Regions from separate parts of the Mus musculus genome. Here region 1 is linked to region 2. A link is a loop called in an ENCODE intact Hi-C map of the cell type or tissue named here. Cell type or tissue: left cerebral cortex. All regions are shown on one strand. Each heading gives the region's core, and the rest is flanking DNA. Links, peaks and the distances in the headings are about the cores only. Region 1 has its middle 15 kb from the start of Gm25038. Region 2 holds the start of Btg3 (BTG anti-proliferation factor 3).

Region 1 (9,219 bases), core at 313-8,312, 63 kb before region 2:
CTCCTCCCTAAGTAAAATACAAAATAACCCAAAATATGAGAGGGAGGAGGACGGAACAGGAAAGGGGTGGGGGGAGTGCTTTTAAACAGGTAATTCGAAATGATACTTAACAGATTTTTTTTCTAATCGTGTTTTTCCTAGTACTCACAATGTTCCCTGTTTCCTAGGAATGAAAATGCAGAGCAGCAGGTATGATCACCATGGTAACCTGAAGAGCGCTGGAATATTGAAAATGGAACCAAACTGGGTACATTTATCATCCTATTTCCTCCAGGCGCTTATTCTCTTCCACAGGTCTTCCACATATCAAGTGTTGACCTTGTCATGAGACCATGAGTTCAGCCCCTAGGAGCATGAAAAATAGAAACAAACACAGCACATGCACACTCGCGAGGTTTTGTTTTGTTTTTGTTTGTTTGTTTGTTTGTTTGTTTCATTCTCTTCTGTTTGCTTTTGGAAATAATCATGGGCTTTTTTATCTCTTTATTTTTAAGCATAACTTTAAAAAAAGAAACATGACCCTACGTTGGATTTAGCAAAGGATAAATAGTACAGATATCTTTTTATGGACACACACTTTTACATTATGTTTTAAGATCAGAAATGTATCATCTGACCTAACTTGTTTACCGGGACCCTTTTGAAGTAGGAATGCTGTTGGCTTTTTAGCACTCTGTGGTAAGGACTTCCCTACCTGCAAACCAACAATCTCCTGTCTACCCAGACAAGATCAAACACAAGGAATTTACAGTTTTTTTTTTTCAAAATTCAGTCACATGAATTTCAATGTCTTTAGAGAATAGGAAATGTAGGTGTTTGGCATGAAAGCTTCTGTTCGCAGACACCAGGCTGTCTCGCCTCAGTGCATTGTTTTCTGTACTTCCTTGTCTTCCTGCCTCTCGGAATTATAGCTAAGGACCTGGACCTTAGCTGGATCTAACCTTCAGTCCTGTGCGTTTCTCAGTAACTACAAAGTCTAGCAGAAGGTCACTCTGCTTCTTTGAAGGGCCTGATTCTGCTTCTTTAGTGGCATTGACACAAATCTGTGGGGTGTTGGCCATCATCCTACGAACAGTAAACCGTTGAAGGCCGACTGCCTTAAGTAATGCATAGCTGGAGAGGCAGCATGCTTCATCTGCTGCCTAGCATCTAAAACCGGCAGTAGCTGGAGGCCCAGGAGCAGGTGAGCATTCTTGCATTGAACCTCTGGGAAACTCAGACCAAAGGCTGAAAACTATACAGTATTGGGAAAGGACTGGTCCCAAGACTTCTACAGAGAGTAAAATCAGCATATGTCCAAGTTTCTTAATAAAATGGCTTGTTGTTTGACTACAAACTCTGAACACTTGTCCTTAATAAATCAACTAATATATAATTTATTATAATTAACAATCTAATAACAATACAATGGTTTTCTGGGCTTGTTGAGATATGAGCTCCCTAGGTAGCCCAGGCCGGCTTTGAACTCCTCATCTTCCTGCTTCAGCTTCCCACACATTGAGATGTGTGCACCACTTGGGCCAGCTTTAGCTCCTAATGTAACATGTACCCTAAGTCAATAATTGTTTTAACTAATTGTCTACCGAGTGCTAAGGAAAAATAAACCTGTGTGCATTCAGAAGTTTTCACCCATGTGTGGATGAATCCAGAGGTTCTGTGCTCATGGATAAGAAAGGACAATTATTATTCCTTACCAACCAAGTCCCTAGACTAAGTAGATGAGAAATGCCTGGTATTTTTGTAGGTCAGATGCGAGATAGGTGTTGTTCATAACACTCTAAATTCATTTCCATTCCACTGCACCCCAAAAGCCAGAGAACAGCAAAGTTCACAGCTCATTACAAAACAAAAACAAAACAAAACAAAAACAAAAACCCAAGCCCACAAGGAACTAACCGGACTTGCAGGCATCCTGAGCATCTTTGGAGGGAGAAGGCTTATTTTCCAGGGGCGGTGTCTGACAGTGCTTACACAGCATGCCTTCTCTCTACTCCCCACCTCCCAGTTGCCCATGCTCCTCTCAGTAAAAGCAGGATGGGCGTCATGATGGCCATTTGCCTAGGCAACTCAGTGTCCGTCATATTGGGGTTCTCCCTTACAAAATGAGACCCACATGTTTCGCGACCTTGTAATTGAGGTAGCTGGAGTGAAGGTGATGTTCTGGGGGAAAACGGCAAGTTAAATTATTTTTTTTCCGTGAGATCTGATGAAAAAGAGAGTCAGAATATGAAAACATGAGCTCTATTCCAGAAGGAGAGGTGGGACTAGAGAGAAGGCTTTACCGTTAAGAATGGTTGCTCCTCTCTCATGGACCAGAATTTGGATCCCACCTCTCATGTTGACCCACTCACAACCACCTACCAACTCCAACACAAGGTGACAGATGAGTGATAGACTTGTAAGAAATAAGCCAAAGCCAGCGGCTGCCCCTGGAAGGGTGTGGTGGTTTGAGTGAGAAGTCTCCCATCATCTTGGACATTTGAATACTTGGTCCCTAGTTGGTGGGTGTTTGAGGGGGATTAAGGCCTCACTGGAGGAAGTATGTCACTGGAGGTTTCTAAAGAACTCCCACCTTTTCAAGCTAGCCCTCTCTGCTTCCTGTTCTGTCATTTAAGATGTGAGTTCATCTTAAGCTGCCAGCTCTTGTTCCAGCTGCCTGCCTGGTTCTATCTCTGTTTTGCAATCCTGGACTCTAAGCTCCTGGAACTGTAAGCTCCAAATAAACTCTTTTTTTTTTTCTTTTTTCTTTCTTTTCTTTTCTTTTCTTTTTTTTTTTTTTTTTTTAAGCTACTTTGGTCATGGTGTTTTATCACAACAATAGAAAAGAGATGAATACAGGGGGCAGAGTGTGTGTGTGGCGGTGGGGGTAGGGGGGAGGGATGACACAAGTTATTTCCTAAGGGAATCCAGGCACAACAGTCCTACCCTCGAGACAAGCCCACACCCTCACCTGGATTCCAGCTGGAGGCTTCACTGAGGCAATAATCCTCTATCAGAAGGAGGAGTCGCACAAAGAAAGCCATTTTTAACACTCAGTGTAACATAGACAGCAGAAGAGGGCCACATTGAGACACAGCCTATTGTTAAAAGCTGAGCCGTGTGGGAGGCCTGAGAACAAAGAATGACCATTGGTCAAGAAGATTTCATCTGGCCTGCCACTGCCCGAGGGTGAAGGAAGGTCCAGGGAGGCAATTGTGGAGAGTGGGAGAGAGCCAGCGTTAACAAGCCAAAAGGTGCAATTAACAGGAGGCACAGCTCAGGCAGGGGAGTTCTTAGAAAAAGATAGCTCTGTGATCAGTAGCCAAGGGCAGATCTCATCAGTTGATAGTAACCGTGGAGTTATGGCTGGGAGCCTTGGGTTAGCAGGTAGGTCAGGCTGTGAAGCACCTGTCTCCCTTTTACTGTGTCGGGAGAACACAAAGAGCACCCTTTGCTGTCCACAGCTGCATTCCCTCCGTGGGATCATGAGGACTCAGGCAGCCAAAGGTCAAAGGCAGGTGCTACACCTGAGCAGACCTCAGCTTGTGGATGCTCCCCACACACCCAAGGCATCTGAAAGACACTGTCCCCCAGCTAGAGAGGACATGATCTATAGGATCTGGGGAGGGTAAGAAAACCATCCCAACATCCACCACGCAAGGCTTGCCTGTGTGTGGAGGTCGGAGGACAACTTGCCAGAGCTGGCTTTCCACTGGTTCTGGGACTCCTGGGCTTGAATCTGCTTCATTTTTGTACCTTTTATTACTGGGGAATCTTTTCCCCTGTTCTTTAAATCCTAGCCCTCTAGCTCCCTTTTCTTTTCCTCCGGTACAATTCCTCCATTCCTCCTCTTTTTCCTTTCTTTTGTGTAGCCTCGCCCCTCCTGTTTCTACCTTTCTCCTGTTTCCTTCCCTTCAATGATCCACGTACTATTCCCAGAGTTACTCTAGACTCTTTTTAAATAATTCTAGCACATTTTGCAACAGTTTTTACACTTTCTGTTTCATGGTCACTGGCGTTGTATTTATAATTGGTTTGAATTTATTTTAAGCACATTATATATCTTATATGGTTTGATGTCATAAATATATTCATTCAAGAAATTCAGACATGAGTACTAGGTGTTGGGGTTGCTAAAAATGAATAATTTATGTCCACAATGCCAGTGCCTTTGAATTCTGCTTTTTACTGTGGGTGTGGTGAAAGTATAAATAGACATATAAAACAATCGGTACTCTTGCAGCCCTGTGAGAACTTGTGCCCAGATATGAACAGTGTGTGTGGCTAACCTGGGGTAAGCCACTCTTTCCTAGTGTGTGGGGCTAACCTGGGGAAAGCCACTCTTTCCTAGTGTGTGGGGCTAACCTGGGGAAAGCCACTCTTTCCTAGGTGAGTTGCACAGGTTGGAGGCAGGTCCCAGAACACACAGGAAACAGGGTCACTGAAAATGTCCCTGGGTCACAGCCACCTCAAGGTGGACCAATGCTATCTTGCCCAGTAGGTTCTCATCGTTCATCCCAGTGCTTAACAGCTCTGAAGTCATCCAAGAGAAGAAAGGCCAAGGAAGAAGCAGGCACCACAGTTTGAATATAGGTCTAATGGTTAGCGCTGCAGTGTATGCATCAGTCAAACACATACACTGCAGCGTGGACAGGGCTCCCCTCACAAAGTAATCCAGCCTGAGAGGAATAAAAAACAACAAATGTAGCTCTTCTCAGTTAGTTGTAGGGGTAAAAGTCCAAGATCCAGGAGTCAAAAGAGTTGCGCTCTCTCTCTCTCTCTCTCTCTCTCTCTCTCTCTCTCTCTCTCTCTCTCTCTCTCTCTCTCTCACATGTGTGTTGTGATCATAAAAAAGAGAAAGAGCTATAAGAATATGTTCTGGCGGAGTGTGTGGGAAGCGGGTGCCCCAGCGGGCCCATGCCAAGGTATAGTATAGAATAGAGTTTATTCGGAGCATGGGGAGGGGAGTTAAGAGGGTAGCAGAGGCAGAGAAAGGCAGAGAGAAGGAGAGAACAAAGAAGTAGAGTCTGGCCATGACCATGTGGAGAGAGGGGGCAAGTGGGAAGCAGGAGTACAGGAGACAAGAGAGTAAGAGAGAGAGGAGGGGCCAAGCAGCTCCTTTTATAGTGAGCCAAGCCTACCTGGCTGTTGCCAGGTAACTGAGGGGAGGAGCATACCTGGCTGCTGCCAGGAACTGTGGGGATGGAATTTAGACAGAACACACACACACACACACACACACACACACACACACACACACATGTCTGTCTAGTGTTTGTTTGTCTCTTTCCCTCCCTCCCTTCCTCCTCTCCTTCCCTCACCCCTTCCTCTCTTTCCTTGGCTTATATGCATTAAACCATTGACTACATGCTACAAGAATGATGGCTGACACCCCTAACGACCTTAACTAGAGTTTCTATCTTGAATGTCCCCCCCAAAGACCTGTCTTAAATGTTGGATCCCCAGATAGCTCTACTTGAAATGGATAACTCTTTAGAAGTAGGGTCCAGTGAGCTTGTGCTTTTGAAAAGGTGTCTGGCCCCTGGCCCCTTTGTTTTTGCCTCATGATGGTGAGGCAGGCAGTGTTGCTGTGCTCTCACTGCGGTCATGATGTCGTGGCCCCCTAAAATAAAGGGAGCCAGCAGACCGCACACTGAAACCTTCAAGACTGGGAGCCAGGAGAGGTCTTTTTCCCTTGAGGTCATTGTCCTTGTTATAGGAATCCTAAATATAACAAGTTTATAAAAGAAAAAAAAACCTATTCTTTATTTCATCAGAATTCTATGACAAAGGACCAACAGAAAAGAAAACCCAAAGGCTTGATGAGGCGTGGGCACCTGTGTCAAAATGTGATTATACTCTAAGGGAATAGTGATCAGCTCTGAGGGAAACTTAGCAAGCTCCATGGGTTCCAACTCTTTCTGCTACTTGGTACATCAGTCCTTCTTCCAGACCTAGGATAGGATGCCTTTAGGACATAAAGATCTTTGGAGAGAAGGGGCAAGGTCAGAGAGTGGCTTTTTAAGGTATTGTGACTTGTTTTCATGGGGAGGAGTTCCTACCTCTCGGACAGGCCTCCCCCCACCCCAGAGGATAATTCTGGTTCTTATGACTTGCCTTGGAGGAAGAAAGGGAATGACCAGAAAGGTAGGAAAGGATCCTAGAGACATTGCTTCACAGACCCTGGGATGGCAGGTTCTTAGCCTGGGATGGTGGGTTCTTAGCCCTGGGATGGCAGGTTCTTAGCCTGGGATGGTGGGTTCTTAGCCCTGGGATGGCAGGTTCTTAGCCTGGGATGGTGGGTTCTTAGCCCTGGGATGGCGGGTTCTTAGCCCTAGGATGGTGGGTTCTTAGCCCGGGATGGTGGGTTCTTAGCCCTGGGATGGCAGGTTCTTAGCCCTGGGATGGCGGGTTCTTAGCCCTGGGATGGCAGATTCTTAGCCCTAGGATGGCGGGTTCTTAGCCCTGGGATGGTGGGTTCTTAGCCCTGGGATGGCAGGTTCTTAGCCCTGGGATGGCGGGTGGTTAGCCCTGGGATGGCGGGTTCTTAGTCCCAACACTGGTTTACTCCATTCCTTTTACATGGTCTCTCCTCGATGACTATCTTCTTGCAAAGACAATAATCACACTGACAAGGCCTGACCATATGATCCTAATCACTTCCCATTGCTGGTTGAATTCCCTAAGAGACTCATATTTTGAACCCTTCATCCTCAGTTAGTGACAGTGTTTTGAGAAGCTATATAAACTTCAGGGATTCGAACCTAGGTGGAGGAATGTCAGTGGGGATATGTCTCTGAAGGTTGTAGATTATCATCAACCCCTTCTGCTCTCTATTTCCTGTCTGCTATAAAGTGAACAGTGTCGCTTACCCATATGCTTCCACTGCACAAGTGTATATTTAGAAATGGGACCTAGTGGGAGGACTGAACCTTCTGAAACTGTAAACAAAAATCCTCACCTCTTACCATGTGACCTTACTAACACATCTGTACATTGGGAATCACTCTCCTCTCTAGAGAACACTCTATGGGCCAATTCATACACACGTTATCAGTTTTATTATGATTAGCCTTTCTCAGGAACTATTATAGTATTACATTATATAGTAGATGTAGTGTATACATATATTAGTAATATATATCTTAGGCATTTAACCTTTGGTTTATGTGCCCTATCTACTTTATTTAATCCCATGGACTATAAACCATTAGCTCCAGAATAATAGTATCCCAACTGCCCCCCTGAGATGGCTGAGCACAAATCCCATGGGAAAGCTCGTAAGGACTTACATTGTGCAACTGATAGAGCAATTCAAAATCCGACTTCCCCTTTTTAGATGGTGCATTCTATCCTCGGGTACCTGATCTTCTAGTACAGTTCCTATGACAACGTCTCTCTGCAATGTTTTTCTGCTCTTTCCAAATATCAACGGTACTGTGTTTCTTCCTGTTCCCAAACAAATAAACAAAAATATAGCAAGTAAACTCTTAAGTGAGGGGCTGCTTATCTTTAGAAAGGAAAAATCTCAAAATGGATCCACAATGCCTCATGAACCAAGACAGGAAATCCCTTTGGAGTGTTTCCTTAAATGTTAGAAAGCCTCATTGTCACGCACTCAATTTGCAGCACAGTTATTGGTAACATGTACAAAGATTAGGTGATCATAAGGCACAGTTTAATGCAAAAAAAAAAAAAACAAAAAGAGAGAGAGAGAGAGAGAGAGGTACATTTGAATGCTGAAGCTTGAAGTATTTTCCTTGACATTTCTTTTGTCTTTACTATCTGCTTCAATTTTCACAACTGTATTGTAACATGTCAACAAAGGGAACTTTCTGTGCACAAAGGAACTCTAATTTATAGCCAAGGGATGCATTGGCATATGAAATGTGCTAATGGAATTAATATTTTAAGAACTGAATAGACAGTATTCAAAGTTATTTTTCAGAATGTACACACACACACACACACACACACAGAGGGAGGGAGGGAGAGAGAGAGAGAGAGAGAGAGAGAGAGAGAGAGAGAGAGAGAGGGAGAGAGAGAGAGAGAGAGAGAGGGAGAAGGATTTCTAGATTATATGGTATGTCTTTTAAATAATAAATTGTATATCTCAAAAAATGTCGGTATTTTTAAAATCAAAATCAAACTTACTACATAGCATTTAGAGGAATTTTAATTGGGAAAATCTATGGGCTTAAGTTATGCAATATGAGAAGTTAGGTGTCTCTATTTTTGCAGAAGCCACATAAGCAAACCCCTGCCTGGGTCAATTGTCCAGACAGAATGTGTGTTGGCCCTCCTCATGCACCTGTCTCTTCACTGAGATTCCTCCAGGAAGATGCTCCTCGAGGTTTCAAATGAAAGGTCCAAGTATTTGGAATACCCGATGGTGTCAAATTCCTGTTTGCTCAATGATACAGCCTGGGATGTGTCTTTGCTATCACTTCCGTGTAGCACTGATGACAGATAGCCATGCAGAGCTCCAGTGGTTAGAGCATCCCAGTGTGGTCCACACCTAGTGACATTTGCAGAGCAGTCACTGCAGATTCTCACTCTGCTCTTTTGCACACTTACAAGGAGACGTGTACCTAAATGTCCTTCTGCCACACTGGCGTGTGTCTTTATTGATGTGCTCATGGATTTGTACGCAAATATTTGTACTAACTTCCAGGCTCATCTTCCCCACCCCACCTCCCAATGTTGAGTAGACTTGAGGGTTTTTTTTTTTGTTTGTTTGTTTGTTTTTGTTTTTTAGGGCAATTTAAAGTTCACATTCAAACTGAGTAGAAACTGCATCATTCGCCTATGTCCCTTACTTTCCTATTTCCCGTTATCTATATTCTACTGTCTGTATATTCTATTATCTATATTCTACCTAGAATATAGAACTATCTATATTCGACTGTAAGGAGGTATACTTGTTAAAACTGGTAAGTCTACATTATTCATTTAAACTCCTGGTTTAAAAAAGGGGGGGTTGGTCACCACAAATGTAAAGACATCGTGGGCATTCATTTGAGGTTTCAGAACTGGGTAATGCCCCATTCTATAAAACAGAGTGTTGTGGTGAATAGAGAAAAGGGGGGTTGTCTTCATCTGCAGAAAGGTACTATAGAAAGAAGAAGCAGGGACACAGAATAGTGGCCATATAAAATTCACCTTCTTAATAGCAGACCTCTTAATCATGCTGACTGATAATGACTAGAATCTACCGTTATTTGGGAAAACTGTCTTATT
Region 2 (9,219 bases), core at 298-8,297:
AAGTGCTTGCATACAGGAGCCTGTTTCCTGATAGATTCTACTAGCATCCGACTAAGACATATGTAGATCCTCACAGCCGACCACTGTAATGAGCCCAGGGACCCCAATGGAAGAGTTAGGAGAACCAAAGGAGCTGAAAGGGGACTGCAACCCCATAGGAAGAACAACAGTGTCAACCAAGCAGCCCCCCCACCCCCCCCCCCCCCCCGAGCTCCCAGGAACTAAACCACTAACCAAAGAATACACACAGAGGGACTCATGGCTCCAGCTGTATATGCAACAGAGGATGGCCTTATCGGGCATCGATGGGAGGAGAGGCCCTTGGTCCTGTAGAGGTTTGTTGCCCCATCTAAGAGGGATGCTGGAGGGGTTAGCCAGGAGTGGATGGGTGGGCAGGGGAGCACCCTCTTAGAGGCAAAGAGGAGGGAGAATAGGGAAGGGGTTTGAGGAGGGAAGAATGGGAAGGGGGACAACAGGTGAAATGCAAATAAAATAATTAATAAAAAAATAAATAAAAATGTGCCTTAAGGCCTTAAAATAGAAATCTTAGATATAAATTTCAGACTCAAATGCTAATTTCAATTATTGATGACTTCCAGAATGATGATGGCCTTATAGATCTTGAGATTTCCATGTGCCATAACCACTCACACCAATTCTTAAAGCTCCTCTCTCCCCTCTTTCTTTATATGTATGTATGCATGCATGATATGTACCTGTAGGCTAAACTCACTGAGAGAACTCAGACTCTGTCATGAATTGGAAAATAGGTGAGTCCTGTTGAAGAAGCCAAAGAACTACCTCTCCTGTCAGAAAGGGAAAATTGCTCTTAACCACGGAGCCATCTTGACAGCCTCCATGGACAAGTTTTGCAAAGCGTGAAAGGAGTTACAATGTGGGAGCAAAGTAAATGAGAGAGGGCAGAGGTGTTTCAGATTTGTGCAGTCTTACTGAATGTGTGAGATTTCAGGGGTTTTCACCTTTGGTTTAGTTTTTTTAGCTATGGTACTGTTGTCTGAACCACAGTGTTATATATAACCATAGATTAATAATGATTAATTATTATCACAGGGATCCTAACTGGGCATGCGAGCCATCTTAATTCACTGAGCCATCACAGTGTGGTGGCAGCACACGCTTTTAATCCCAGCATTGAGAAGCAGAGGCAGGCAGATCTCAATGAGTTTCGAAGCCAGACTGATCTACAGAGTGAATTCCAGCACAGCCAGGGCTACACAGAGAAACCCTATCTCAAAAAAAGCAAACAAAGAAAAAAATTACATAGAACATTAGTCATGAGATTTTGAAATTTCCTGGCAGTTAAAAATGTTTGTAACTACCTATTTTGTGAAACTGTAGAGTTAAGAGCTGTTAGCAGTAAAACAACGTCAATGTGATTATTTGTTTTAAACGAAAGCACATCTCCGGGAATAGTCCCACGGATGTATATGACAGCACCCCCTTTAAATTGAGAAATAGCTTTAGTTTCACAATAGTAGAAGTGCTTCTCACAAAATAGAGGCATAGCACACTAGTTTTATAATGGTTTGAGGGTTTTATACTTCTGGTAAAAAATTATTATTTTTGAGGCTCACAAGGCTATAATCACCAACATAGTCTAAATAAAGCTTTAACAATTAGTTCTTGGAATGAATTTATGAAATTCCTAGGCAAATGGATGGACCTGGAGGGCATCATCCTGAGTGAGGTAACCCAATCACAAAAGAACTCACATGATATGTACTCACTGATAAGTGGATATTAGCCCAGAAACTTAGAATACCCAAGATACAAGATACAATTTGCAAAACACATGAAACTCAAGAAGAACGAAGACGAAAGTGTGGACACTTTGCTCTTTCTTAGAATTGGGACCAAAACACCCATGGAAGGAGTTACAGAGACAAAGTTTGGAGCTGAGACGAAAGGATGGACCATCTAGAGACTGCCATACCCGGGGATCCATCCCATAATCAGCCTCCAAACGCAGACACCATTGCATACACTAGGAAGATGTTGCTGAAAGGACCCTGATATAGCTGTCTCTTGCGAGGCTATGCCCCGGCCTAGCAAACACAGAAGTGGAGGCTCACAGTCAGCTATTGGATGGATCACAGGGCTCCCAATGGAGGAGCTAGAGAAAGTACCCAAGGAGCTAAAGGGATCTGCAACCCTATAGGTGGAACAATATGAACTAACCAGGAGCCCCCCACCCCCCACCCCTCAGCTGGTCTCTAGCTGCATATGTAGCAGAAGATGACCTAGTCGGCCATCACTGGAAAGAGAAAGAGTCTTGCAAACTTTATATGCCTCTGTACAGGGGAACACCAGGGCCAAGAAGTGGGAGTGGGGGGAGGGAGGGTTTGGGGGACTTATGGGGTAGCATTGGAAATGTAAATGAAGAAAATAAGTAATGAAAAAAAAAACAATGGTAATCTGCATTTTTAAATTCTCTTTTAATGAGTGTCTTGTGTTTTTCCGGCCTGTCTGACTTATCAGCTGCTTTCACAACACTAACACCTAGCTGCCAGTTCAGCCTAAGGGACGGAAAGATGGGCCTTTCTTCGGAAAGTTTATCTTCCCTCTTCTTATGTGTTTAGTCAAGGCTTAAAAGCTACCCCTCCCCCCCAAGTCCTTGAGTTAGAAGTATCTGAGAAATACAAAGCCTGGCCACTCCACTCATCCATTGGGCCATCAGTGCTGGCAGAGACACCCCGTACTCAACAGGAGGCTGCCACGGTCACATGGAGGCACGAGCTCTGCCAGCCAAGTGTCCAGGTAAGAGTTTTACCCAAGCCATCTCACGTACAGGGAGGCAGCTAGTGACCTCACGACCGGAGGGACTTGGCAAGCCCTCAGTGCCAAGCTCCCCTCCGCAGCCGCTTCGTGCAGAGGTGGGTAGGAGGGGGAGAGCCCATCAAAGCAGAATCCGGATTGAACTTGCCCTCAGGCAGCAGAGAGGCGGGCGGATCCAAGGGAGAGAGCCCCGCGTGGGGAGGAGTGGCCGAAGAGCCAAGAGGAAGCGTCCTGCCCACCCCACTGAGGGAGGCAAGGCCCTCGGGGCTCGCGCAGGAGGCACTGCGACCTCGTGCCAGCACGGCCGTCGGAGCCCAGGCTCTGCGCGCGGCCGGAGGCAGGAGCCGGCCACGCGCACCGGTGGAGGGGGGCGGGCCCGAGGGAAGCCCCGCCCCCAGGGCGCGCGGATTGGTTCTTCGCGGCGCCGGGCCTCTCCTAGTCATCGCCCCTCCCTTCTTCCGGGCCTCGAGCCCCCCGTGGGCCGCGTCGGGACTGCGTTCGCCCTGTCGGCCGCGCGCTCCGCCGCCCGCCAGTCTGGTCGGCGCGCGCTCAGCGGCGGCGGCGGCGGCCCGACGACGCAGCAGCGGCGCTCGCGCTCGGCTCCCCGGCCACGGGACGCGGTCGCACCCGGCGAGGGTGCAGCCCCCGGAGCGGCGGCGGCGGCGGTGAGGAGAGCCCGCCGGGGGTCGGAGTCGGGGACGCGGTGGCAGTGAGGAGGGCAGGCCTGGCATAAGGGGACGCGGCGGGGACCCCCGGGCATCGCGGCGGAGGGAGGTTGGGACGCGCCCGCCGCCACGTCGAAAGCGGAGCGGCCGAGGGATGCGCGGCGCGGAGGGGAGCGGCGGCGGGTCCTCGGTGGGGTTGGGACGCCTCCTCCGGCGCGTGCCACGTCGCCTGCCGCCCCCGGGGAGGCGACAGCGGGCGGGCAGGGGCAAGCCGGTTTGTTTGCACAGGTTAGACGCGGCGCGCAGGCCGTCCACTCGGAGCGCGTGGGGGGCTCTCTCCACCCGCGCCGGGCTGGGAGGGGAGCCCGATCCGGCTGCATCTGGATCCCGCTGGCCAAAGCCGCCCGGGGCGGTCAGGGCCTCTCGGCGCGACCACGCTTGCCGTCCCCTCCACCTCGGCAGCGTCCACCTGGAGAAGTTGTGGTTTCTAGAAACTGCGAGTGGCTTTTTCGTTACTGGGGAGGGGTTGGGGGGGGTGGGGGGTGGGGAGACTGCAAAGTTAGAAACTCCTAGAAGGCCGAGCTCGTGGAACAAAGTAGAACTTGAGGAGCAGCCGCCGCGGTGACGACGTCCTGGGGTGACGTCACCAAGCGGTGTTTAAAATGGGAGCTTTGGGGGACAGTGTGGGTGGCACTAGGCGCCTAAGGTCTAATCCCCCACCCCCGGTCCCCGGTGGTATTCACACCCCCCACACACCCTCCCCCGAGGTTTAGACCTTTCTCTGTGCCTTTGGTACTTCTGGAACACTGATAAGAGGGGGTTAATTCTTAAGCTATTCCATTCCTTCAAACAGAAAAATAAATAAGTCCGTATGACTCATCTTCTGTTACAAACCAAAAAGCAACCGCTAAGTGGTTCTTTCCTTCCTTAATTTTATTTTATTTATTTATTTTTTTTAATATGAAGTTGAGGAAACAAAAAGCAAATCCCCCAAACTGTTAGGTAGCACGTACTGGCCCAGTTGGTGAATGAGAGGGGTCTAGGAATCATTACATTTCTCTAGTGTGAGTCTTCTATCTTGTTTGGAGTGGAGCGTATGCGGCTCCATCTGCGACATCCTCGCCCAAGTTGTGTATTCAGTTTCAGTGGGTTTTGCTGGTCCATCACAAGGTGCTATACATGAAGTATAAAGGAAGCTTCGGAGAGCGGAAGAGGCCTCACACTGCAGGAGGAGGGAGGTGGCACAGCAGTTGTAGTAGACTGAAGTTCTATGTGCCCACCACTGGTGTGTGAGGATTCTATCTACCGGCTGACCATAGCAGTAGAGGGTGTATTAGGCATTCTAAGCATCCAAGAGGAACGTTTGGGTGTTTTCCGTCTAGGATCCGAGTGAGTAGGGCTGCCAGGACAAATCTCAGATACTATATAGAATTTCCTTCACTCTGAGGACCCTCGTTTGCATTTGCACGCAGAGTAAAAATCACATTAGACAAGAAACTTAAGAGAGCAGTTTTAGTAAATCTTTAAAAACCGGTGTTTCTTTTTTCTCTTTCATCTTTTTTTTTTTTTTTTTAATTTATAAGACCAGACTGCCAGACTGTTGTTAAGCTAGTTCACTGTATAGTCAATACATTAGGGCCCGACATTGGCGCCCAGAAAGATGACGTTACTTAGTAAATGTTGGATCAGAATATCTCCAAGTTCCATTCAGCCAAGTGAATGAGCTCATCTCAAAGCATACATATATACACACACACACATATTCAAAAGAACGCCTGATCAGCCTTTCTGGATTAATCAATGATCAATCAGATTTTCTATTTTTAAGAGTCCTTTGATGCAGCTCCAGAATGTAACTGATTATTTCATTTAATTTTTCTGTGAGTGATCCTGAATTGATGCTCTGCTTAATGCACTTTAATGCTCACTATTTCTTGTTTTAGCTCTTTAGGAAAATATACCTATACCTGAAAGAATATGTATAAAAAGCTTCAATGCTGAAAAACTTTCAATGTGTAACAATTTTATTCAAGAGTAATAGTTTTATCTCAGCAGAAAAAGAACCTTGGACTCCCTAGACTCTTGTCTCCTGCTCCTCTGCTCCTCCTGCCTGTAGGCCACCCAGTCTATTTTCTGCCTGTATAGACTCCCCTGCTCTGGACAGTTGTATATATGGCGGAAATTTTAGTGTGGTATTGTTTGTTACCTCTGCTTGCTGTGTTATAGCACGTGTTAGTGCTTCGTTTATTGTAATTACCAGTTCTGTTGTACGTGTAAGCCATACTTTATGTGTCCAGTCAGCATTTGGGGGATATTTGGAGTATTTCTACTTTGTCATGAATAATGTTGACAAGGACCTACCTTCCTTCCTTCCTTCCTTCCTTCCTTCCTTCCTTCCTTCCCTCCTTCCCTCCTTCCCTCCTTCCCTCCTTCCCTCCCTCCCTCTTTCTTTCTTTCTTGAACATATATTTTAGAATTCCTGGGCTCATAGCTGATAGAATTACTGGAAATGTCATTGCTGTTTAACCTTTTTTTTGGGGGGGGGGACGACTCCAAAACGGAGCTACGGTACCTGATTTATTTTTTACTTTATATGCGTATGAGTGCTTTGCCTGCATGGATGTACGGCTACCACGTGTGTGCCTGGTGCCCTCAAAGGCAGAAGGGAGCCCTCTGAAACTAGAGTTGCAGGTGCTTCTTAACTGTCGAGTGCTTTGGGGGAAGTAAACCCGACTCCTCTGCAGGAGGAGGACATGGAGCCTGCTCTTCAGCCCCTAGTGCTGGACTCTTCTCTTTTAAATTTCAGGTCCTTTCCCAGAACTTTACATTTTACTTAGAATTTGATTCATGTAGTGTAATATTTACTAATATTCTTTGATATTGGTTTCTGAATTTATTTCAGTTGTCAGAAGCAATATGCTGTGTTCTTCACTGAACTACTTAAAACCAAGTAGTAAGAACCCCAGGAGTATTTCCTAATAGGTCCCTGAGGACTACAAACCATTAGTAATGATTACTGGCAAGAAAAGACCAGGCAAATTGAAAGGGAACGCTGTATAGGGGCATATTTTACAGAAATTTATTTCTCTGTGTGTGTGTGTGTGTGTGTGTGTGTAGTTGCTGTTGTTGTTTGGATTAATTTGTGTTTTGTTTCTAAGAAAACATTTATCTTTACAGGGAAAAATGAAGAACGAAATTGCGGCTGTTGTCTTCTTTTTCACAAGGCTAGTTCGAAAGCATGACAAGTTGAAAAAAGAAGCAGTTGAGAGGTTTGCTGAGAAATTAACTCAAATACTTCAAGAGAAATATAAAAATCACTGGTATCCAGAAAAACCATCCAAAGGTCAGGCCTACAGGTAAGGTGTTCGGAGAAGGTTGGATTGGACTAAATGAAGATCAGTTTGTGTAATGACTACAAGGCCAGAGGGCTGGAGGGTATTTAGAAATCGCCTACTAGGATTTTATCTGAAAAACACAAAACGCTGGGCTGTCATGGTATTTTGTTCTTGCTCATTTTAAAGTATGCATATTTGTTGATGGAATTCCACGGTTTAGCCTTGGGAGGCCAGAGCTGTGGTCACCAGTTAGGTCCTTGTGAGGAGTTTGGCTCCTGCTTGAGTAGACTTTTGCTATTATCATGAGTGCCTAGGGCTCTTCACAAATCTAGAGGACCTTAATCTCTCAGAAATGAGCGTGGCGATTAGAGTTGAGAGAAAGTAGTTTGTTTTTGTATCTAAAGGTAATGTATAGGCTGTACTTTTTAGTATTATTATTGTGATTATTATTTTATTTTATTTTTTGAAGAGGGCACTGATGACACAGGCCTTAATCCCAGCACTCAGGAGACAGGCAGGCAGGATCTCTGAGTTTGAGACTGGACTGGTCTTCAGATGAAGTTCCAGGACAGCCTGGACCATAGGGAGAAACTCTGTCTCGAAAAACCAGAAAGAAGAGAAAATGGTAAAGTAAGATAACCAGGCAAAGGCAGACAGAGTGGCATCTGCCTTAAATTCTAGCACTCTGGGCGTAGAGGCTGGAGGATTTCTGTCACTTTTGAGGGTAGCCTAGTTTACGTAGTGAGTTCCCTGACAGTTAGGGCAATGTAGAAAGACTGTCTTCAACCTAGCATGTTCTTGGCCTTTGTGGTGATGGTCTCCCTTACATTATGAATATTATATTATATTATGGTATAAGCCAGTACTCAGCTGTGTACCTCCGCCAGTGGTAAGTCCTGGGGTGAGGATTTTAAAGCGGGTCTTGAATGGCTCCCACGTTCCATGAGCTTGTGCTCCCCATAGTCTCAGCACTGAGGAGGAAGAGCGCGCTTACTTGTATTTTGATTTGTAAGTTAAAATAAAGAACTGTCGAATCTTTAAGCTGTACAAGAACATGCCCTGCCATGCTCACTTTGGTAGAGGTGTATCTGTTGAGAAGGCAGATTTCAGGTAGGTCATTTCCTAAAACTAGCTGTCATACCACAGTGGGGATTGTGGGCATTGTGGGCCTCCACAGTTAACCTGGAACATTGGTTAACTTGTGTCAACTATGAAAGTTCCCCTTTATTTGAGCATGTTGTTGTCCCTGCTTTTTGTTCCATAAACCAATACTTAGACATGCTGTTGTTGTAAAAGATTTTTGTTTTAGCAACTGGAGTGGAAATACAATTTTGTTGTTTCTCATTTGCTTAAAGCCAGTTGAGTACAGTGTACTATTCTGATAACGTTTGTGGTTTTTCATAGTTTTTATCCAAAATTTCCTAGTAAGGTGGTTAATATTATGAATATAAGTTGATATGTAGCTTTTAATATAGGCTCCGGGAAGTTTTTAGTTTCTCATTTGATTGTCTTTTTCCTGATAGTGAGCAGCTTCTGTAAGTCACTGAGGCTCTTACACGTGTCTAACTGATGGTGGGCGGGTGCTTTTGGAACTGCCAAGTTGCTGAAAACCGGAAGCACTGTCAAGTAAATAGAGCAAGGTCAGAGAGCGCACCATTTCATCTCCATTAACGCTAAAAACTTGAGGAAAACTCAAAGAAGACTAGCTTGGCATGTGATCAGAAATATCACTGAGTCATTTTGAAGCTTTTTAAAATAGGTTTTTAAAAAAACTATTAGACTTCATGGTACAGTGGGAAAAATGAATGTAAGTTTAAAATGTTTTCTACATTTTATGCAAATGTGATATTTATAAAAGGCAGTTTGGCAATATAAGATCTGTGAAAATACTCATTTTTGAACATTATGTCTCAGAATCTTATCTGGGAACAATAAGAAATGCAGACAAATACGGATGAATACAGAATTATGTTACATGTTATAATTGCAAAAAAATTAAAAGAACTCAGCAATAAGTAAATAATGTATTCGTGCAACTTGTATAATAATCTTGCATTTGAAGGACAGTTAATAGAAAAGTAGTTCCAGTATTAGGATTAAAAAAAAGTGTAAAAATGTGTGTTGTATCTAAGTTTTCTAAACAGATAAGTTACATCTAATTTAAAAGCTTAGCATCTTCATCACTCTTGTGGCAAATACAACGTATAATACATGAAGAGTGCCAGCCAGTCGCAACTGCTTTTGATGGCGTGGTACATGGGACTTGGATTGCCCTATGTAACAGTAGAATCTGTAGGCTAGGTCAAAGGTCCAAGCAACATCTTCTATATAATAAAGGACGTTTTTACTCTGGAGCTGCTAGTTTTAGTGGTACCCTTAGGAAGTGGTAGGGAACTGTGGCTGAGCTTTGGTAAGAGAGGGTT

The links. A loop is a pair of places that touch in the nucleus more often than their neighbours do. Peaks named below come from ENCODE experiments on the same cell type or tissue, not always from the same donor. Only the 100,000 strongest peaks of a DNase experiment are listed, where the experiment ranks them.
Region 1: a loop joins it to region 2, with 2.6 times the contacts of the local background. A loop is called at or near these places in 2 of 42 quality-filtered maps.

Annotation. Positions count from the first base shown.
Region 1 is chr16:78,434,011-78,443,229 of GRCm38, reverse strand. No RefSeq gene overlaps it. Among named protein-coding and RNA genes, the nearest start is that of Gm25038, 15 kb to the right of the region's middle. In left cerebral cortex, for the core only: no CTCF peak of the experiment used is centred there; a DNase peak (open chromatin) is centred at 4,157; H3K4me3 peaks cover 43 bases; H3K27ac peaks cover 132 bases.
Region 2 is chr16:78,370,843-78,380,061 of GRCm38, reverse strand. It overlaps Btg3 (BTG anti-proliferation factor 3), which reads left to right and starts at 3,252. Exons shown (of 5, transcript NM_009770.3): 1 at 3,252-3,461; 2 at 6,639-6,817. The coding sequence starts at 6,645. In left cerebral cortex, for the core only: a CTCF peak has its summit at 4,733; DNase peaks (open chromatin) are centred at 3,178, 3,846, 4,056 and 4,626; H3K4me3 peaks cover 2,136 bases; H3K27ac peaks cover 408 bases.